Regions from separate parts of the Homo sapiens genome. Here regions 2, 3 and 4 are each linked to region 1. A link is a loop called in an ENCODE intact Hi-C map of the cell type or tissue named here. Cell type or tissue: endothelial cell of umbilical vein. All regions are shown on one strand. Each heading gives the region's core, and the rest is flanking DNA. Links, peaks and the distances in the headings are about the cores only. Region 1 overlaps NR1H4 (nuclear receptor subfamily 1 group H member 4). Region 2 has its middle 54 kb from the start of ANO4. Region 3 overlaps ANKS1B (ankyrin repeat and sterile alpha motif domain containing 1B). Region 4 has its middle 98 kb from the start of GAS2L3.

Evidence for each region. Peaks named below come from ENCODE experiments on the same cell type or tissue, not always from the same donor. Only the 100,000 strongest peaks of a DNase experiment are listed, where the experiment ranks them.
Region 2: a loop joins it to region 1, with 2.2 times the contacts of the local background. A loop is called at or near these places in 6 of 110 quality-filtered maps.
Region 3: a loop joins it to region 1, with 39 times the contacts of the local background. A loop is called at or near these places in 7 of 110 quality-filtered maps.
Region 4: it touches region 1 in a loop (7-fold over the local background); 2 of 110 quality-filtered maps call a loop at or near these places.

The regions. Positions count from the first base shown.
Region 1 is chr12:100,552,074-100,557,931 of GRCh38, forward strand. The region is part of intron 9 of NR1H4 (nuclear receptor subfamily 1 group H member 4); the gene reads left to right. Among named protein-coding and RNA genes, the nearest start is that of GAS2L3, 19 kb to the right of the region's middle. In endothelial cell of umbilical vein, for the core only: a CTCF peak has its summit at 2,709; a DNase peak (open chromatin) is centred at 2,718.
Region 2 is chr12:100,738,088-100,743,945 of GRCh38, forward strand. It overlaps a transcript of ANO4 not described here. Among named protein-coding and RNA genes, the nearest start is that of ANO4, 54 kb to the right of the region's middle. In endothelial cell of umbilical vein, for the core only: a CTCF peak has its summit at 3,220 (motif pointing left); a DNase peak (open chromatin) is centred at 3,204.
Region 3 is chr12:99,040,409-99,046,266 of GRCh38, forward strand. All of the region lies in intron 17 of ANKS1B (ankyrin repeat and sterile alpha motif domain containing 1B), which reads right to left. Among named protein-coding and RNA genes, the nearest start is that of APAF1, 400 kb to the left of the region's middle. In endothelial cell of umbilical vein, for the core only: a CTCF peak has its summit at 3,105 (motif pointing right); a DNase peak (open chromatin) is centred at 3,133.
Region 4 is chr12:100,668,758-100,674,615 of GRCh38, forward strand. No RefSeq gene overlaps it. Among named protein-coding and RNA genes, the nearest start is that of GAS2L3, 98 kb to the left of the region's middle. In endothelial cell of umbilical vein, for the core only: a CTCF peak has its summit at 3,483 (motif pointing left); no DNase peak of the experiment used is centred there; H3K27me3 peaks cover 787 bases.

The DNA.
Region 1 (5,858 bases), core at 484-5,483:
CTTCTTCCATTAACCTGTTAATTGCCTGAGGACTTCATATTCCCAGATTCCCAGCACTAATATAGTGCCTGACACATAGCAGGAATACAAATATTGGTGAATTTTGTTGAGTTGAATCTGGAACTTGACAGTCCAAACTCTGGTAACTCCTAAGCCCTGGTGAGACCTAATTAGGCCGGATAGTTTTTAGCCACTAGGACTAATGGGAAGCATATCATGTATTATATATTTTAAATTAAATATTTTATACTTAAAGTAGTTCTTTTTTGAATTGCTAGTTTGATGGCAGCTGTTTACTTAGGACCAAGAGTATGGCACAAATGACTCCCTGGGGAAAGTTTAGCAGTTGAAATAGAGGACATAGTCCAATCTCTTAGCACCACAAGAATATGTCCATTGCCTTAATGGCATCCCTTGTCCCCATCACATCTCACAACTATGTCACCTTCATCATAAAGAACTACGAAAACATACTACTGCCTGATTTAACATGCATTTATTAATCTCCTATTATGTCTTCAGAAGGATGCTAGTTATTAGAGATGCAGAGGTGAATAAGAAATATCTGGCCAGTCACAGTGGCTCACTCCCATAATCCCAACATTTAAGGAGGCCAAGGTGGAAGGATTGCTTAAGACCAGGAGTTCGAGACCGGCCTAGAATACATAGCAAGTCCCTGTCTCTACAAAAAATAAAATGTCTGGATGTGGTGGTGCATACCTGTAGTCCTAGCCACTCAAGAGACTGAGGCAGGAGAACTGCTTGAGCCCCCAGGAGGCCAAGGCTGCAGTGGGTTATGATTGTGCCACTGCACTCCAGCCTGGGTGACATAGCCAGATTCTGTCATAAAAAAAAAAAAATCTATGGAGCACCCTTTATGGGTCAGGCAGCATGGCAGCCACTGGAGATAACAGTAACTGATTCCCACTCTTCTTTTTTTTTTGAGACGGAGTCTCGCTCTGTCACCCAGGCTAGAGTGCAGTGCAGCGATCTTAGCTCGCTGCAACCTCCGTCTCTCGGGTTCAAGCAATTCTCCTGCCTCAGCCTCCTGAGTAGCTGGGACTACAGGCGCGTGCCACCACACCTAGCTAATTTGTTGTATTTTTAGTAGAGATGGGGTTTCACCGTGTTAGCCAGGATGGTCTTGATCTCTTGACCTTGTGATCCGCCCGCCTTGGCCTCCCAAAGTGCTGGGATTACAGGTGTGAGTCACTGCGCCCGGCCGATTCCCACTCTTATAAAATGTATATGGTATTTCACACTCCAGTGAGAAGGAGAGATATGAATTGTGATAAGTTGCAATAGAACTGAACCTAGAAAAGGAAGTAACTAATTCTGCTTCTCTGTGACAGGGAAAGCTCCATAGAGGAAGCAAAATTTGAACTTGGCCTTGAACCATGGATGGGGTGCCTTAGTCTAACAGGGATCCTGCCTTGTATTTCAGGAAAAAGCATGAAGACATAAAAAGTGTATCCCACTTGTTAGGGGAGCTGTCAGAATGCTCTTGGCCGATAGCTACAGAAAATAAACTCATTATGGCCTAAAAAAGTAAGAAAATGTATGAGCTCAAACAAGAAACCCAGAGGAAGGGTGACAGCAGAATTGGTTAATTTAGGGGCAGAACCCACCATCGGAAACACAGATCCATCTCATCTTTCTGCTTTGCTATCCTTGGCGTATTGACCTTCCCCACAGGCTGGTTCTCCTCCTGGTCATCTAATGGCCACAGCAGTGCTAGGCACTATGTCTGGGCACAACACTGGTCAAAGGAAAAAGAAATGCTGTCTTCCTCAGTATGGAAATCTTTCTTAGGAACTTCCCAGTAGACTCCCCTTTAGTCTCATGGGCCCAAATTTCACTGCTGTCCCTAACTACACCAACCTCTGATGTGGGAAATGAGACCAACAGTGGCTGGACCTTGGGCTGGAGCTGGGATTTGCCTCTACCATAGTGTATGGCCATGGGGCAGGGAGGGGGAAGGGAGCCTGTGCAGGCAACAAGCTGAATCAGCTTTAGGAGCCTTAGATGAATCGGTGTTATTAGTTCCTAGGGAAACTATTGGGCTGCTGAGAGATTAGTTTGAAAGGAAAGCAGAAGGCAGATGTGGCTTTGTGTGCCGTGTCAGGGATTTATACCTTGACCTCTGTGCTATGGAGTGATGTCATTTCTAGAAAAGTTTCAAGTTACATGGTTTTAAGGAAATAGTATCATTTTTAACCAGATGCTCAGTCCATCTTGAGGACGTCATCAGAATAAGTCATATAGAGGTATTTAAGATACTAGGATATATGTCTAGTGTAATATGCATACTTGTAAATAACACACACACACACACACACACACACACACACCTGCTTCATTTTTGTTCCCAATTACGACTAGAAAGCTAATTAGGAAATAAAAACTTTTAACATTTAAAACACCTAAAGCAGTATAGTGTTAATTCTATCAAATGGTTATTCTCTCAAAGAATATTTCTGATCATTGAACATAATTTATTAATCACAGACCTCTTTTTAAAAAAGGGAAAACAAATAGGAAACAGGAGCAGAAACATAACATTATTTTTGCATTTTCAGACTTTTCCATGGCAAAGTCTTTGGTAGTTAAGTTAGAAAATAGCCCCCCCTTGTGACCAAAAATCAGGTAATTGGTCATTCAAGCGAAAATGAAGCAAATTTTAAGCAATTCTCCAGGAAGAAGGAAGCAGGAAAACAGGAAAAGGCTGTCCCCTTCAGGATGATGTTAGTGTTACATCTCCAGTGTTAGAAATTGCTGGTTCACAAGCCCTTTGTTTATGTTGGCATGGTTAACTCTGATTGTTGACTCTAATTCCAAAAGTAGATTTATATTTATCTATCTTGTAGGAAAATTATTTTTTAACTCTCCCATTATTTCTTTTTTACATTTTCTCTATATTCACTCTTGGCTTTTACAACATGCACAAGATGAAATAATCATTTTAAAAACTTTAACCTTATTTTCCCCAAATGTTATCAATTGTAATTAGATAGCTAATGGAGGCAACATCTCTGGAGGGTGTGTGGGGATTTAGAAAGGCAAATGAAATAGGAAATTTGGTAATCAAAGAAATTTCTAAAAATTTTAATATTTTCAAATCAGCTGTCTTGAATATCCCTAAATCTTCATGTACTATTTAATTTAATGGCATAGCCATAAATTATTATTTTAGGTAACCACAACTGAGGAGTGTAGTCTCTGAATGCTGAAGAAAGCATAAAGATTGACATTTTTTTGAAGATGAAAAAGAACAGCCTTACCAAGAAAATAGAGAACTTAGTTTAGCTTTAATACCTGGAAAAATACTGAAGCAAATCACTGATCAGCCAGTTTGTATTTATCCCCAGTAATTTGCAGAATTTGTTGGTTTTTTAAAACCTACATGGCTTTGTAAAGACAAAAGTTCACACGTTTAATCTAAGACTTAAGATGAACTGAAATTAAGATGGACTAATGTGTTGATTCAGTTCTCCTGAATAATGATAATAATAGCTACTATTATAATTATCTACTCTGACATTTATTGAGGATTTACTATGAACCTGGAATTGTGCTAAGCACTCTCTATATATCTCATATAACACTACTGTTATATGGAGTACACATTATATTACACGTGACAACATTTCACAGATGAGAAAATGAAGTCTTAAAAAATTTAAGTAATGTCCCAAGACCAAGTCGTGGAGTTTGGTTTCAAACTCAGAGCTAGCTTATGACCTCTTAACCACTAGGTTTGCTGGAAGCCAGGACTGGTATTCTCCAGGCTCACATTCTCCAATCCTCTGCACTTTAAGTTGTATCTAGTTGGGTCATGGGTATTTAGTTCATTCTGTAACAGCTGGATAAAGGGCAATCTTCCACATGATGTAATCCCCAAATTGCTCAACAAAGACATTGTTGTTAATAGAGTCCACTGGGGTCAATTAAAAAATCAAAGTCAAAGGGGAGCAGAGGGTGGTATTTTGACCAGAGAGGAAAACGGCAAGGATTTAATTTGGGAAGACTGTTTTTTAAAAAATATTTAAACATTTATTGTGCTCAAAATTTAAATCCAAAAAAATTAAATAAATCGTATAATTCTCTTTATAGGCTGGGTGCGGTGGCTCATGTCTGTAATCCCAGCACTTTGAGAGGCTGAGGCGGGTGGATCACCTGAGGTCGGGAGTTCGAGACCAGCCTGACCAACATGGAGAAACCCCGTATCTACTAAAAATATAAAATTAGCTGGGCATGGTGGTGCATGCCTGTAATCCCAGCTACTCGGGAGACTGAGGCAAAAGAATTGCTTGAACCTGGGAGGCGGAGTTTGCGGTGAGCCTAGACCGTGCCATTGCTCTCCAGCCTGGGCAACAAGAGTGAAACTCCGTCTCAAAGAAAAAAAAAACAAAAAACAAAAAACAACTCTCTTTTAAAGTACAAAATAATTCATCACCTTCCTTTATTATTTACCCATTATTTCATCTAAATGTTTGTAGCTAAGATTTTCTTAAAGCAGGTTACCCATGATTACAGCTGCCTGAGAGGCCTGTCTCGTGGCATGTATATATGTTTCACCAAAGGCAATTTGGGAATGTGTGTTGGATCAAGATTCAGATAATGTAGACTTGGGTTTTCCATTTATTATGCCAGTAAACTTAGTCAACTCAGATTACCCATTCTGAGCCTTACTTTCTCAAGTCTGAAATGGGGATAGTAATACTGGCTTATCAGTACTTCCTGCACAGGATTGTTGTACAGAATCAAATTCGTTTATATATTTGAAAAATATCTACGGAAGGGATGGGTGTAATTATTGAAAAGAAGAAATCCTAGCATACTTCGGGATCTTTTACTACCATTTGCATCACTGTAAGATAGAGAAAAATGAGAGCTGTGTCCATGCATGTTAGAAGTAATTTTTTTCCTTTTTGTATTCATTTTATTTTAATTTTTTTTACATTTTATTTTAGATTCAGGAGGTACATGTGCAGGTTTGTTACATGGTGCGTTAGTCTGTTTTGCATTGCTATAAAGGAATACCTGAGACTGGGTAATTTATAAAGGAAAGAGGTTTATTTGGTTCATGGTTCTGCAGGCTGTGCAAGCATGACACCAGCATCTGCTCAGCTTCTGGGGAAGCCCCAGGGAGCTTTTACTCATGGTGGAAGGTGAAGGGGGAGCAGGCATGTCACATGGTGAGACAGGGAGAAAGAGAGATGCTAGGCTCTTTTAAACATTCATATTTCACAGTAACTAATAAAGTAAGAACTCATTCATTACCATGGGGAGGGCACCAAGCCATTCATGAGGGGTCTACCCCAATGACCCAAACACCTTCCACCAGGCCCCATCTCCAACACTGAGGATTACATTTCAACATGAGATTTAGAGGCAAAAAACATCCAAACTATTTCACATGGATATATTGTGTAATGATGTGATTTGGACTTCTGGTGAACGCATCCCTCATCCAAATAGTGAACATTGTACCCAATAGGTAATCTTTCAACCCTCACCTTCATCCCACCCTCCTGCCTTTTGGAGTTGCCAGTGTCTATTATTTCCATTTGTATGTCCATGTGTATCCATTGTTCAGTGAGGACATGCGGTATTTGATTTTCTGCTTCTGAGTTATTTCACTTATGATACTCTTCTAACAGTGAGAATTTAGGCTTTCTGGTAAGTATACCTTAGATGATAATTGTACTCTTTAGCGTCTGGAATCAAAGTTTATTCTGGTTTGCTCAGCCAAAGCTCTTTAACTCTGGATCTGGTTTGGAAGAAATGGAGCAGTCTATTCTCATCTGGACCAATCCCAGGAAACATCCTCATCTCAATTAATCCATAAGTCACAT
Region 2 (5,858 bases), core at 286-5,285, 190 kb after region 1:
CACATAGTTAACATTATTTTTTCTCAAGACAGCTTACAATTTGGGGTGTTCTTTCTCTTTCTTCACAATTTTGGGTTCAGTGGGAATTGAGACCCCTATTCCTGCCTCCCTCCCCAAGAGGGGACATGATGGTGGGTGAGGGAGGATGAGCAGGCTATCAATGCTGCCAATGTGACATTTCTATTCTTTGCCCCGTGGGTATCAGCTGTTCTCTTGGATGGTTGTCTCTTCAAAATACTGTGGCTTCATTGTTGCTTTTAAATTGAGACTCATCTATTTATATTCCATCATAATTATGCAGATCTTGTCATAGCTCGTTTATATCAATAATGCAGATTAAAATATTTGCTAATGAACTCCATTTTCAGAGTAAATGATGTAGAAATTTCCTAAACAAAAAAGACTTGTTAGCTGTGTGAACTATATTTTTTCAAAATTAAATATATGCTATAAATTAGCTATAATTTTATATAAGAAATGCTAAAACCTGAAATCTTAGAGAGTCCAGAGTTCCTTAGAGACTTTTTATTTTTTTGGAAAAAGAACATATATTTATTTATTAAGTGTTTATGATGAATCAGATACTATATATTTATATATTTAACCGCATATATTTAAGGTGCACAACATAATGTCTTGGTATACATAGTGAAATGATTACTACAGTCAAGCAACTTGACATGACCATCATATCACAGTTACCTTTTTTAACATGTGTGTGGTAAGAGCACCTAAAATCTACTGTTAGCAAATTTCCAGTTCACACAAGATGAAGTTATTAACTCTAGTTCTCATGCTGTATATTAAATCTCTAGACTTATTCATATTACATAACTTAATTACAACTTGGTACTTTTTTACTTACGTCTTCTGATCCTCCTTGCTCCTGGTAATCACCGGTCCACTCTTTGTTTATATATATCTAAATCTTTATATATATATAATCTCTAAATCTTTATATATATATCTAAATCTTTATATATATCTAAATCTTTATGTATATATAATTTGTATATATATAAAATCTTTATAATTTAATGTAAATTAATCCTTATAATTTATATATATATAAAAGTTTATATATGTAAAAATTTTGTGTATAAGTGAGATCATAAACTTATTTTCTGTTATTTCACTTAGCATAATATTCCCCAGGTTTGTCCAAATTCATGTTACCTTCCCCATGTCTCAGACCCTATCCCTAGAAAGCCTCCCTCCCCTGAACTCCTGAGGAGCAGTTTCTGATCTACTTTAAAATGGTTTCTTTCATCTTGCTTTGTACTGTAGTTAGTTGTAGTTTATGGGAAAGAACATAGATTTTGGAGTCAAATCTGTGCTGAAGTTCTGCCTCTGGAACTTGATGTAGGCCAGGTTGAGATCCAGTTTTCTCATCTGTAAAACTGAAATTGTGATAGTCCCCTTGTACAATTGCTGTGAGGATTCTAGATCAGTTCTGCAGTTTCTATCTTATAGTAGGCCTTAAGTAATTTTTTTTATTATGAACACAGGTCTTATTTCCTTTATTGATTGGACTCTGAGCTCCTTGAAGGCAGAGTGGGCACTTAGCATGCGCTTAATAAACATAAGTTGATTAAGTGAACAAGAGCCATCAAGAGGGATGATGCCTGCCTGTTTATTATGAACATGCATTCTTAGCTCAAATGGTATTTGGTTTGACTAACAGCTAAGATTTTGGGGAAGTATGAAAATAAGCACACTATATGGCTTTGATTGCTGCCACTCACCTAATATGTTTATCTCACCAGGTTATGACGTTGCGGGGCCTGTGGCAATTGGGCTTACCCACTGGAAAAATCCATACGTACAAGGCAGACCAACCCTCCCATCAGATCTGCCTCTCTTCGTCTCCAAAGATGCAGGCATCCCTGTGTACCACCGATCCTTCACCCGCAAGACTGACCAGGCCACACCTTTGTCCTGTCCAGCCTCACTGTCTATCACTCCAGTGCCTTCTTACAGCAGTAGCAGCCAGGAAACCCTGAGTCAAGACACAACAGGTAAGTGTTGGCTTCCTGTTGGAGATTCGGGACTGGGTGTGTATAAGATTCCTTCATGCATTTGCCTGCTGAATAAATTGCATTTGTATTTCTGCTTGTGTGATATGATGGACCCCAACAATACCTCTATGTTCATACTGGCTTTTCTTTTTAATGAGATGGGGTCTCACTTTGTTGTCCAGGCTGGTATCGAACTCCTGGCCTCAAGCAATCCCTCCCACCTCAGCCTCCTGAGTAGCTGGGACTACAGGCACGCACACCACCATGCCCAGCTCTCACTGGCCTTTAATAGCTTTGCTATACCAGAAGGAAGGTTGAATGTGTATAGAAATATTTGACCTAAGTGCTAGTTCTGTTTGGTAAAATGTTATCTAGAAATCAACTCTGAATCAGAATTTCAAGATATGTCATATGGCTTTAATTTATTGAATGCTCTATTTAGTGACAAGATATCTATCTTGGACTAAACTCGTGTATTCAAAAAAGTCATCAAAAAGTCATCTTTGAATACCGTAGTTAATATCAATTCATGTTGCTCCACCAAATTGATCTATTTCAGGGGTCTGCAAACTACTGCCAAATCTGGCTGGCTACCTGTTTTTGTACAGCCCGAGAACTAAGAATAGTTTTTACATTTTTAAATGGTTGGAAAAAAAGTTTTTAAACAATATTTTGATACACATGAAAGTTACATAAAATTCACATTTCAGTATTTATATATAAGGTTTTCCTGGGACACAGCCACACTGATTCATTTCTGTATTGTCTATGGCTGTTTTCACATAACAGTGGCAGAGTTGAGTAATTGTACTCTTGCAAACGCTGAAATATTTATTATCTGGCCCTTTATAGAAAATGTTTGCTGACTGCTGATCTATGTGATCCTTGGAAGTCATGAGTTAAACAGTCAGGGCAAGAAGAATGCTTACAACATCCTGCCTTAAAATTTATCGCTTATATCACACTGGAAATAGCTGCAGAAATGGCCATGCAAGGATGGCCAGTTAATTGTTTTTATTTCTAAAATCTGAGTTGGAGGTTTAAATTATGCAAAATCTATCCTGCCATGTTTTCCTTCTATAGATACAGCACTTAGAGGTAATGGTTTAGTCAGCCAAATCCAATGTGTAATTCTGGTTCTGGAAATAAATCTTTGAATGTTGGGATACCACGACACTCAACAATTTATAGATGCTGCCACCTAGAGGTAAGATGCTGAGGTTGCAGAAGTTCCAGATTATCAAAACTAATCTTTAAAGCAGTAGATTGCAGACTTCACTAAAGGTTAAGAATCAGCACTGCACTTGTTAAAAATGAAGATTCCTGGGTCTTACCCCAGGGGATGCTGTGTCCATGGCACAGGGTGAGCTTCAGCAATCTGCATTTGGCAGGCTTTTCCTTCCTGGGATTTTGATTCCTGCGGTTCACAAACATACCTGGAGGACCCCCTCCAAAGGCTCTTTAGTCAAATGGCTGAATTGAAATATCAGGGATTGGTAATGAAGAGCACTGGGGAACATTTGCATACCATCAGTTCTGCACATGGCAAAAGTAATCATCTTTCTGACTGTCCTTGTTGAAGGTCAGTTTGACAGCGGAAAGAAATCACTATCTGGGGCTTGAAAATGTTTCTGTATAGTAAGTTTAAAATTTTCTGGGTTTTGCTTTTATTGTGAAGGAAAGCTGACTCTTCTTGCTTTAGTTTAATAAAATCAGAAGTTAATATATAAAGTACCTCCTTTATATATTAACCCAGGGTAGCTGAAAGCTTATGGCATTTTTTGGCAAAGAGGGGTGTGAAATGGCAGCTGCCAGATTAACATTTTATCATGGTTCCCTTAGTTGACTTTTTTTCTCCTCCATAGAGCACTATACTCAGAGTCAATCTGATTTTTGGATAAAGGTTTCTGTGTTTAACTTGGAGGTTTTCACAAACAAAAGCCTATAATTCTCTTCATTCCTGGGGACTTTCCATTAGCAATAAAATATTGATTTGTTCCAAGCAACTGCTTATTATTATTCTTACTATTAGTATCCTAACAAAGTAAGCCTGGACATCCAAATATATACTACACAAGCATGTGATAATCATTTTATCATAGAAAGTTATAGATGCTGGTATAGTTTTTGTAAGTCTCGACAATGACTATGTGTAGGCCAATTATTACATTTATTTGATTTTTTAGAACAAATTGTTGATTTTAATATGTATTTTTGTGTGAAAGCTTATAGTTTCCTTTCTTTTTATTTGTGTTTTAAAGAATAAAGTTAATTTCATTTTGTTTAAAAAATACAGTTTTATTACTCATTTATACTTAATTTTTTGCTTCTTTTGCTAGTTAAAAGAAAACTCTGAGGTGAGATAAGTCAGTTCAGCTATACTAGGATACCCTACAAATTCCAGACTTTGCCAGACATCCCTTCACAATTCTAAGCTATCTCTCTTCTCTATAAACTTTTGGACTGATATAGAGGAGCTGACAAGTTTTAGGCACAATATAACTATACAATTATTCATGGATTGTGAGAATTTTCTTATGTTTAAGAATTTCCCAAACACATTATAAAATCATTTTTCCATTTTATAAATCCCACCATTCTGCAGTCCTAGAAAGAATGCTTAATAGCAGAACACTAACTAAATGACTAGAGCTTCTTGAGCTCTCATTTTATTTAGCTGTGTTCGCTATTGTCACCATCCTATTCCATCATTCTTTCCCTTCATTGTGTGACTAACTTCTATAGTAGATTCTCTTGTATTAGACTTTACTTAACCCTGCTTGTCACCTTGTGCAGTGAACAACTTGTGAAACTGCATAGTGGTCCTGAATGTAGTTCTTCCTTATGACAGAAAAACTGTTTCCAGTGTCCAGCTTGGTCCATCCATCTATCCATCCATCCACTCACCCATTCATCCATCCAATATACACTAAGTTACCACTCCATGTTATGTATTGTGATAAGTCCTTGGGAGAGAAAATTAAGTAAGGCATCACCTCTATCTCAGGAGCTCAGAGTCTAGTGGAGGAGGCAGACAAGTAAGGCAAGCATTCTGATTCAGTGTGGTGTTAAGATAGATGATTTCACAAGACGTGATCACATATGTTTTTGTTTTAAATTATTTAATTAATATATTATTAAAATACTAATAGTATTAAAATATTTTAAAATATATATCTAAAATATTAGTACAAATACACTGAATGCAGAATATATTATTAAATTATTTCTTCAATTAAAAGAAGGTAAATTTGAGACAACCATAGGAGGAAAGCTTGGAAATGATCTCTATCTCAGATACTTTTAGTAGGTTTGACACACAATTTTTAAAAAAGTAAATGATGATAGTATTCAATTGATATTAAATTCATTACAAATAATTTATAAGCTTTGGTTTAAGAGAAAAGTAATTAGAAACTTTACACTTCAAAAAGTTGCTACTAGATACTGGACTTTGGGATATACTGTAAGAATTCTGGTTAAATCAAGAAATATTTTGAGGACAAAAATAAGGCATGAAAGGTATTTTAAAAATTAAAATGGAAATAACTCCTTCTTGCTTAGTAAGTGTCATAGAAAAAGAGTAAAACTATTGTCACTTTATTTCCTTCCAATTTTTATTTTAGGTTTGGGAGTACACGTGCAGGTTTGCTACATGGCCAAATTGCATTTCGCTTGGGTTTGTTATACAAATTATTTAATCACCCAGGTAGTGAGCACAGTACCTCATAGGTAGTTTTTTAATCCTCACCCTCCTCCCAACCTCCACCCTCAAGTAGGCCTTGGTGTCTGTTGTTCCCTTCTGTGTGTCCATGTTAACATGCAATTTTTGATAACCAA
Region 3 (5,858 bases), core at 526-5,525, 1.5 Mb before region 1:
CTAAGTCAGCCATCCTGACAGACACTGTTGGAAACTTTCTCTGCAAGGCTGAGAACATGAGGGAAAGACTGCGGATGTTCATTCTGTTGTTAAACGTATCTCTGTTGCAAGACCAGCCTAGTGTACCGCCTTTCATGACACAATACATCTGTGAATATAAAATAACAGGAACTGGTGGCTTTTCTCATCAAAATCCAACCAGTTCTCTTCAGACACTTCTTAACCTGTAAAATGGGAATGGCAACAGTGTGCATCTCATAGGGTTCAGGTGAGGGGAAATATATCAGGATATATGATGTATATATGACATATATGTCAGACTTAGAACACTCTCACACAAAAGTGTCTTTAGGTCAATCAACAGGTATTTATTTGCCACCTCCGGTGTGCTAGAAACTGTTCTAGGAGCTGGGGATACAGGAGTCAACAAAATAATCTATGCCCTGATGGGGCTGATTGTGGTTAATAATCATGATAGCAAAGGCATAGCCAGGATCCAAATCCCCGCAGTCTAGCTCCGAGTCCCCAGTCTCCTCCATGACTCCATAGCACCTCTTGTTCACTGAGCAAGAGAATGCGAATAATACACTTGAGATGACGTTGTGAGTTGAGAGCCTGGACCTCAGGGATAAAGACCTGTACTTGGCAGCCATCTACTTTGAGTCTGCTAGCTGAAACCTGTCCAAGAACATAACACTGGGGAAAGGAGGTTTGAGAAAAAATTCTTGAGCAAGATTGACAATTAACGAAGGGGAAGATAAAGGAAGAGTTACTAAAACAAATTCCCATTATTGTTACTACTATTATTCCCTGTGCTCATCTAGAGGAGTCAAGTAACCTAAGGAATCAAATTCAATGAAAAAATATTGGTTGCACACCCACTCTGAGCGAAGAGTGGATGTGCAACAAATATTTGAGCAAGGCACGAAAATGATTTTTCATTAGACAGATACTTTGCAATTTAATTTTCTAAAATAGCTGAGTTTGATGGTCAATGAGTTCAATAAACAATTTTCCAGCTTTTTATATATCTAGCAATTCCATGATCACACAGTGTGTTTATCATCTATCATTCTCCAATTACTGAATATTGGTTGGGGTTCCTGTCCCCCAGTTTTCCATACATTTAGGCCTCCTTGCATGGTACCCTATCCAGGTCATTTTTTTCCCCCCGGTGAGCCCCCATTGATCATCTTAGATTTTCTGAGATGGTTTTGATTTCACATATTTTGAGTGGGGGCTTACAAACAATAATAAGATCATCCATAATTCTAAAATCTCTCTTCTTTTCTCTAATTAAAACCTTTGTGGGCCAGGCACATTGACTCATGCCTGTAATCCCAGCACTTTGGGATGCCTACATAGGAGGATCACTTGAGCCCAGGAGTTCACAACAAGCCTAGGTAACATAAGGAAACACCGTCTCTACAAATAATAAAAATAAATTAGTCAGGTGTGGTGGTGTGCGCCTAGTCCCAGCTACTTGGGAGGCTGAGAAGGGAGCACTGCCTGAGCCTGGAAGGTTGAGGATGCAGTGAAACTTGATTGCACCACTGCACTCTAGCCTGGGTGACAAGTGAGACCCTGTCTCGAAACAACAACAACAAAACAAAACAAAACAAAATAAAACAAAAAAACCCATAAAACACCAAAATAAAACAACCCCCCCAAAATCTCTGGGGTGCACTGATTGCAGTAATGGTCCCATTTCTTCACCCTTCCCTACTCTCAAGCTATTTACCGTGTGATTTTGCAGTTGCTCCTATTGAGAGGTGAACTATATCCTCCCCTCCCAAGCTGATTTTGAGTTTTCCATATAGCTTCCTTTGGCCAAGTGTTGGCAGATGTGATGTAAGTAGAGGTGTAAAAAAGCGCTTGCTCATTTTTGTTTGTTTGTTTCTTTCTTTGTTATGAAGACATGTCTGCGATAGCATACTAGAGAGTGGGGCACAGGGAGTCCCAGCTGTTTCAGCTGAGACCACCCCAGGTCAGTCAACTCTCATATGCCAGAAGACTAGAGCCAACTGCCAGATGTGAGGGAGCCAGATGAGATCAGAAGAAATTTGCAGCCAAGCCCAGCCTAAATCGCTGACCCACAAACTGTAAGCTCAGCTAAACAAATGTCTATCGCTTTAAGCCACTTCATTTTCAGACAGCTTGTTCCATAGCATTGTTGAGGCAATGGATAACTGATAATGCTTCCCATAAATCTTAGGAACTTGGAAGCTGCCCCTCCATTTGCCCTCCTTTAAGCAAAAAATTGAATGCTATTTGCAAAGCATTGTATAAAATGCTTTATTAGATTATCTTATTGAATCCTGACAACAATATCTAGCAGACAGATATAATGCTATTATCCAAATTTCAGAGGCAAGGAAATTGAAGCTTAGAGAAGTTTAAGTGACTTGACCAAAGTGCTTTTAGAAAAGCAGAGATTCTACAACCAGTCTTCTAAATCTTGGAAGACTGCTTTTAGCCACGGCTGCCTGCCATTTACTCTTTGGATTCTCCATTCTACCTGTTCTGCTGCCTACTTCTACCACCTAATTAGGAGAAGACCTTGTGTTCCCATTTGGGATATAGATACCCACTTTCATACTGGGTTTACCCCTAATATTTCTCTCCATACCACTCATGTAGATGGTTGTCTTCCGCATTAATCTGGAAATTTTTTGAGGGTAAAGACTAAAATACTTATATTTTTATCCCCACAACTCTATGCAGTATTTTTTTAAAAAAGATCATAGTCATGTTTTAAGGTAGCTATTCCATAAAACATATAAAAAGGTAAAAAATACTCTCCTAGAGAATATATGCATATTTAAAAGGACACTGTTATTCAAATTAATCTAATTTGTGGAATACACAGTAGAGGGTTTTCCCCATTTTGTTAAATAGTTTTAGTTATATGTTATTTGAATGTAGTGTTTGCCTGAATATCTACAAAAATAAAACTCTCTTGACTCATTTATAGATTAATTCCAGAAGCAGGGATTAATACAAAACTGGCAGTGAATAATTTCTGTTTTGCAGTTAGTTTCTGCATTTAAGAAATTGCTTTAGGGTTCAGTAACTTGCCCTGGACTTCAGGTATGCTGCCACCAGATGGCAGCAGGGTGCCAGGCATAAGGCTTGTAAGCAAAGAATTTGTGTGCTTTCTGAGGCTCAAGGTAATAGCTCTTTCCTTAAGTTCAAAAAGATTTTCAGACCACTGATTTCCAATTTAGCATAATACATTTCTTTACAAAAATAGGTAAACTAAAACTCTAAGCCACCCTAAGACATCTTTAGAACAGATATAAATCCCAAGCTATAAAATCACCTAACTCATTATTACTTCTCTTCTCTAGCATCTAATTATTTCTGTAATGGCTTATACACCATGATGGCTTATACGAATCTTATACACCTACCTCAGTGATAGTGTTAACCATTATAATTTACTTTGAATCTTTATGATCAATCTCTGCCATGGCACCGTGTATGTTAGTTTTCAAAATTCTCAATAGTTTTTCTCCAGGTAAAAAAAATCTATCTGGCTTTCCTTTCATCTGTCTTAAGAGAGCAGAGGTTTATCTTTTCAGTATTATCTGAGATCTTCTCTTAAGACCAAAAGTATTTCTCCACTACAGTGGCATGAACAGTGTTTATTTGCATTTCGTGTATGTATTTGTGAATATGGAGTACTTTTGCTTTTGTATTTTCTATACTATATAATAATCTACTAGAATATTTCCCCTCTCAAAGCTCTTGGAAGCACAGAGGCAGTTTACCATACTTTAACAGAAATATAGCTGGATTAAAATTTTTTTTTTTTAGCAACAGGCTCTGCCCTAAATATCTCAAGAAAATACTTTAAAGAACAAAAATCTTCATGCCAAATTAGCAAGATACAGGAAAAAAGGTAAGTGGGCAAAATACAGGGAAAAAAAGCTAATTCACCCTGACAGTTGTTACACAAAGCTGAGAGAGTCTTTCCCTCTCACATTTACAAAGTCCAGGAGCGGAAAGACTTTCAGCAGGAGTAAGCCATGAGGGTTTGGACAAGGCTGGTAGGGGAAAATGTTATCTCCTGGGCATACTGGGAAGCTGAGAGTCCAGGGCAGGTGAATGGGGTTGGAGATGGGAATGAGGGAGGACAGCATCTGAGCAGTAAATCCTGGAACTAGAGTTAGCATATCAAGCAGGGCTATCTATGCACCCAAGGTAAGTTCTGGCTGGGAGAAGCAGATGGCAACTAAGCTGTGAAAATAGGCTCCAAGGGACCAGCTCCCAGCGTAACTCTGGGGGAGGGATCTGGGGAAGTACAAAAAACATAGAGAGGCAAAAGACAAATAAAATAGGAGGAGAAGAGAAAGGGATGGATCATAGAAAGCTCTTATTTGATTTTGAGTCTCACAGGAAACCCATGAAGCCAGCAGGGCAGGTATTTTTTATCCTCTATTTACAAATGAGAAACTGAGTCCCAGAGGGGGTAAGTGACTTTTTTTAAGGTCAACATACCGAGGGGCGGATATAAGATTCAAAGTCAAGTGACCTGATTCCAAGCTAAAGATGAAAGAAGAGAGGGCACATTTGAAACCCTGACACACACACTGTATGTCCTACTCTTTGCTTTATAAACAGTAAGTAAAATTTTCAAATAATGGAAGCTTAGTCTTTTAAGGGTCAAACGGAAGCAGCTTTAGCCACTGTTGAAAAGCATTTCTGAAATGTATTATATTTGCCCTTGCCTCCTTTGAAAACTGACTGTAATCTACTCTCTTCTTGATACATGGGTTATAATTACAAAAATTTACTATATTTATGAACTTCTAATTCAGTAGATACCCTCAGGTTCTATGGAGGCACATGTGTTTTTTAAAAAATTAATTTTTTTTGCTGCCCCACCTAATACATTCATGGCTAGAAATAGCTGTGTAGCAGAACTGGCTGAGTCAGCTCCTTCTTCCCTCACAGCCAGCTCTTCCTTCTTAAGTGTGTCTGCTGCTGGTCCCTATCTACTGCTTCTGATCAGGTCATTCCGCTTATTAAAATCCTTTAGTGACTCCCTCTAACCACTGGTTGCAGTAGTTTGCAAAACAGGCTGCACATGAAAATCACTTGAGGAGCTTTTAAGACCTCCTGATACCCAGGTGCCAACACGAAAGATTTCAATTCAATTGTTTTAGATATGGGGCCCTCACCTACAGGGATTAACATAAGTAGCATGAACTCTTGCTTCTGGCCAAGATGGAATAACGGGGGCTAGATTTATCTTTCCAATGGACACAACTAAAAGTCCAGATGAATATATTAAACAATGGTTTTCAAGGCAACGGGCATGAGGCATTGAAGGACAGTGATCCCTGAGAGATGGAAAACAAACAAAATGAGTTGCATTTGCCTGCAATTGCCCCTGAGAGAATTTCTAGGCCATGCAGCAGAAAGGAAGAATTCAGAAGGAGTCTGCAAGACTCCTTAAATAGAAAAGATGAAGCAGAGAATCCAGGTAGACTAGCGTGGCTAGAGTTTGCCAGGCAGAGTATTAGAGAGCAGGGAGTTCTGATCAGTACATGCATGTGAGGAAATGGTATAAAATCAAATGAAAAACCAGCTGAAAAGATGAGTAGGAATAGTCTTTAAAGTTCAAACTGGACTGGTAAAACTGAGATTTGAAAACTATTCAAATTGGGAAGCCCTGAAATTCAAAGAGCATTGGTCAAGTACTCAGAAGGGTATTGCCCTCGTGGTGGGGAAGTATTGTCAATAGACTAAACAATACTCTGCCTTGCCTAACCTTAAAAGCAAGACCTGAAAGATCAAAGACTATTCAAAGAATTTTCCTGTATCCCAGAGCAATACCCAAAAATATCTGT
Region 4 (5,858 bases), core at 451-5,450, 120 kb after region 1:
TGCATCAAACTCTTCCAAGCACTTCCTCATTGAACTAGTGGTCATTAGGTTTCCATAGCCAGGGACTTTGTTGCAGGCAGAGTGGCAGAGCCCGCCGCCTGCTATCGCAGCAGGTGCTGGATGCCAGTGCTTCCCACGTGGACTAGACCCAGAGTGTTTCACCTCGACCCCTGCCCACGACCTGCAACCCTTCTTGGAAAGCAGGAAACAAGAGGGTGGGTCTCCTTGTTGTCGGAATACTCCTGGGCAAGCTCCTGGATCTGATTGAGGAAAGGGGTGCTACCACCTGCAGATTCCTGGCATCACTACCAATAGGACCCAGAACAAATCCCCAGCCTTCAGCGGATAACTGCCACCAGGTGGCGCCAGCAGCAGTGGACCTGGACAGTTTGGACTCCTGCAACCCTGGCTGTTAAATCCTCAGTCACGTAACTAGCCTGGCACTAAATGACCTCACATTTACACGATTGAATTTTTTGGACTTTACTTTCTGCGTTATGGGTGGGGGAGTTAAATTTTAGATTGTTATGAGGCTGTACCTTAATTTTTTCTTTTCTCGTCAATGTTGTATTTAGAAAAATTTGAAATCTAGAGAAGTGTTACAAGAATAGTACAGTGTTATAATGAACACCCATATACCTTTCACCTGGATTCATCAATTCTTAATATTTTGCTATAGTTTCTATTTTTTCTCTCCTTATATCTGTGTGTATATATCTTTTTCTGAGCCATTTGAAAATTAGTTGCATAATCGACTCTTCATCCGCCAATACTGCAGCATGTGCCCCTTAATAACAAGGACATTCTTCCATATAACCACAGTCTCACTCAGGAAATGTGACATTAATGAAATATCATTATCTAACCTAGAGATACTAAGATTGAAAAATTGTCACAATAATGCCATTTTAATATACAGTTTTAAATCCAGGATCTAATAAAAAAGATCACAGACTGTATTTAGTTGTCATGATTCTTGAGTCTCCTTAATCTGGTGTGGTTCCTCAGCGTTATTTTCTTTTTTTCCTTTTATGAAATGACCATTTTTGGAGTGTCCAGGCCAGTTTTATTCTAGAAAGAAAACTGCTAGCCACTCACTTTAAAATTAATTCTAACACACACACAAACCTGGTTGGGGCTTCCTGGTGTGTTCTTCTGATCCCATTTTAACAAGTATATCCCACACACGAGAGATTGTAAAACAAAAAGAAATTAATCCCATGAAAACTGGCAGACCCAAGTTCATAAGGGACTCCATCTAAGTTAAGTCCCAATTAGTTCTATTAAATTGCTTCTAATAGGCATCTGGGTTTTGTCCAGTAACCTTCCTTTCACAGAGACACTGCTTCGCTCTTCATGTGATCTCAGTGGGCTGTCAGTCACGGGACTCAACTCCCCACTGTGGTGACTGGTTTAAGGATAGATGCAATGTGACCTGAATGGAGCCAGCATCTCCCCTGAGAGATTACACATGGATTCTGAAAAAGAAAGGCTCTCTCTTCCTCTGGGATCATGAGATAAATGATAATGTTGGCTGGAACTATTTGTGTTCAGCTTCCCGATTGTATAAGGGGAAGCTCTGCTGCAGAAGAGAATAAAGTTTACGACACACACAGAATGAAGCTGTGGCAAACTGAGATAAAAAGATCAATGAGGAGAGATGGAGTTAGTGCATGTGACATGGTTAGATCCATGGATCTAGCCATGCCTGAAGTTAGTTAGATGGTGCATACGTTGAGCTGGGTTTCTGTCTCTTGCAACTGAGTCTTGACCAATGGTGCTAATGATTTAAGGACTTGGTCAGAATCCCTTAGGGATATTTTTCTTTGCCACTGTGGAAGCCTAGATAAGTTACCAGGGTTCTTTGGCTATAGGTAAGGATCACAGTACTCACTTCAGAGGTACCTGTTGTGTAGATTAAGGAGATAACTAAGTAACCACTTCACAGTGCCTGGAGCATGCTAGGGAATCCATGAATGTTAGAAACCGGTACAAAAATCTGCCAGGCTTCTGCCATTTGCTTTGCGCCTTTGAATTTTCCCTCAGTCTCCCCAGATGAAAACCAGACTTTACTGAGAATAGTGCTTTGTCAGATAGTAATCATCACTCACTGTCAGCATCTTGGTTATAGTCATTCCATTTGTCCTATAAACAACATGAACAGATCATTAATATGCCTGGAGGATCTTCAGCATTTGACTAGTTATTATTTCTCCAAGTGAGAGAGAAGCCACTGGTGAGGCTAAGCAGCATTTAACTGCACTGGCACTTTTGGCAGCAGGCATTCCCAACTCAAGCTGAAGTGCAAGCAGGGGGAGGAGGTGGCAGGGAACAACACTGGGGTTGGTATGTTGAGTTTTTGCTACCCACTTGCACTCATTTTGGCCTCCTTTGTCCTCTTTCTGCAACTATTTCCAGAAGGAAATTTGTTCTGTCAGAACCCACAATATCCTTATGTTTGCCGCTGTCAAAGGGGCTAGTGGCAAATACTCTTTTGGAAAAGCAAAATTCCCAGAAAAGAGATAATGAGGTTTATGTTTGCACCTTCACAACTCAAGCATTTAACAGAGATTCCAGAATTGCAGAGTCTCACAATTGCTGCATTTTTCTTGGCTCCTGCTCTAAGGACCTCAGCAACATTAAGAAGTAGCCACCCCAGGTGGGAGCTGACATATATCCTGACTTGCTCAGGCCCAGGAGATCAGTGGAGGTGACACACAGTTGCTGGCTGGAGCAGGCTATCCCACGGCTGGGTTTTCAGCTGGCCTGGACTTTCTGCCAACTCCTTGGTGGGGTTGGAATGGGAGTGAGGGTGCAGCTGTGACCTTTCATGCCTGAAAAATCTGCCTCAAGTCGGGAGAAAGTGCTGGGCTTGCTTTGTGGAGGTCAATCATCCTAGATGTTTTGGAGTTGAGGGCTGGAAGCAGGTGATTTCACTGTACTGCAATTCCAAGGGTCTTAGTTGCAGAGTAATCTCTTCCCCTGCTAGGATTCACTTGCATAGGGCAGGGACTGGTGGGTGGGCCTAGCAGCAGTCTCTTTGCTTAAAGAGCTATTAGATTCTCCTGGAAGAGTTCATCCTAAGGACAGAGATCAAGGCACACAATTCAGTCCAACAACAATGTCCAGGCAGGAGGAGTGGTTTGCGTATAGTGCAGCCCAGCTCCCAGGCACTCTCATCCGAAGCCTAGAGGAGGCGCTACGAGTAAAAACTAACAGCTGCTCTCACACATCTCACATCTGTGAGTATCTGAACACAAGTCAGCTTTCCTTTGGGCTACACTTGGTGTGGGGCGGGGGCTAAAAGGCACAGAAAGAAACTTTCCTCCCTCCTAACAGAGCAGCTGCAGGGTGGGACTCTAGAGGGTGCAGTAGGGAGGTGGCCGCAGTGGTGGGCCACAGGGAGGGCCCTGGGTGCAGCTCTGGTGGGACCCATAGCCTCCATGGGAGCCAGTGCCCTCTGGTGGACACCAGCGGGAGTACTGTGCTGGTGCAGCTTGGTGAGCCTGAGACCTCCCCAAAGACCTCCATGGTGGCTATCAGATGATAGCATAGGAGCTTGAACTGGTGAGCCCATGAGCTCCCCAACCCTGATTTTCCAGAAATAATTGGGAGAAATGTTAAGATGGACTCATGACCATATAGTAATGAAGGGATGGTGGGAGAGATGTAAAGGAAATATGTCTTCCTACTGTCAATGTAAGCCCATTGTCTCTGTTTTACTCCCAAGAAGTGTGCCCTGGGGTAGAGGGAGAAAGGGGGCATAGGTGCCATCTGTAATTTCAAGTCCACTTATTCAGATGATAAATGGCTTGTGCCACAGAAGAGGGGAAATGAGAAATGACACAGGGCTGTTTCACTTAATTGACAGAGAAGGAGAATTTGGAGGAAGCCTGGTTTAACGCCATGGTGCCCTCAACCAGCATCCAGGAATCATAAAGGGACTTTGAAGGTCAACTCTTAGCTATACTTCAATTCCCACTGAGGACCAAGAATCTAGAGTTAACTTTAGAAATGTCTTGGGATTTGTAAGCAAAGATTCTGGTTTGAGCTGAAATATTAACAAGAGGAATGACCACACCTAAATTCACAAAATGTTTCAAGGTATTCATCTGCTCACTTGTATCAATAGCAGGTCAATTCCATGATTGGCAACAAAGTGAAGTAAATAGGAAGCAATAATACCCAGGTAGCTCCAATGCAGGCTTTTTAGAAATACCACGTGCAGAAATATTGATTATACTTATTGTCCGTGTTAAATGTATTCTACTCTAGTAAGACTAATTTGTACACAGAAATGTAAATCTCTAATGTGATTGCTGAAGCCATAAGATTTGGGGTTTTTTTCTGATTTGATTCTGGGGTGGCACACTACAAAAGACACTCACTTTGTAATCAACCTGGTTTGTTCTGCTTTTCACTAGCTTGTGTGGCTTTAGGAGATCATACCTCTCAGCTTCAGTTCTCTTACAGGTAAGATGTGGCTAATAACATCTTGCTGAGTTCCTGTTACTGTGTGCAAGAAAAAAGCATCCCTAAGTTTTAGTATCGGTTAATACAGTACAATATTTGTCATGACCTGATTTCAACAAAGTCTGTATAAGCAAAAATAGCTCGAATAATTACACATTGCAAATTAAGCTGACCACTGAAACTATAATGGCAGGTGCTGGCAATTAGAGCCTCAGGTTGGGTCAGCACTGTTTGCTCCCACTTTTCTATTGGGGATACAACTTTTAGGGGTGCTGAATATAAAGCTCAGCAACTCAAATCTGAATTACAGCAATTAGAGTTTTAAATTGTTTGAACTTTGATCTATCTACCAAGGTGAGATGATATCATATCCTGGAGAAATAAAACCCAAATACTTGGATTAAGCACAAAGCAATATAGGGCTGTGATGATGCTTTATCGAGCATTTCAGAAAAACCAAAACCTGAAGAGGAAATGCGCGTTAAGTTCTAGTTACCCTGAGTTTCTACCTTTGCTTACCCTTTAAGTCATTCTCAATGACTGTACTTCATGCGTCAGGCCCACAAAACATAGAGCCACCCCTGGCTAGGATAGGCAGTGTACCATGAGGGTGCAGAGATAAGACACTAGGTCAGGCTAGGATGTGAAACTTAAAAATGAGACTTGATGGATGATAAGGAGGTTAGCTCCATAAATAAAGAGAGAGCAGTATAATATTCCAGGAAAAAGGAACAGTCTGTGTCAATGAGTGAATAGATGATAGATAGATAGATAGATAGATAGACAGATAGATAGATAGATTGATAGATAAATACTCTTTGCCTAGAAATAAATGTATCTCCTAAATCTGGCTAGAGTTTATGCTAGTTAATGAATAATACTGACCCTTCTCCCACTAGAAATAGCACAGTGGCTAAGGGCAGCATTGTACTGTGGATTGGTTAGATCCTGGTGTGTATCCTAGCTCTTCTGGTTAGTAGTTACCTAGGTGATCTAAAACTAGTTTTCTTCCTGTACCTTTTTAGTCCTTAGGTATTTCAGTTAAATAAAAATGAGGACATTAATATTTAACTCATAGGGTTGTTGCAAGAATTAAACGAAAATTTGTAAAGCTCTTAGCACATTCTTGGCATGTAAGTAAGTCCATGTAGATTTAACCATCATCCATCATCATCAGCAGGCGATTTCTATCCAAAAAAAAGCAGTGACTGAATGTTACAGCCACTTGAACAACATTTAACAAACACCAAGGTGAGCTAGGTAAACTCAAAAGCTGAGGGCACAGGGGCATCATCTGAAGATCTTTATTGGTCCAAACACATGCCTCAGCCTGTGAGACCAGGGACTGGTTGGGATTGTTGGCTTCTGAAGTGGCACAGAGAATT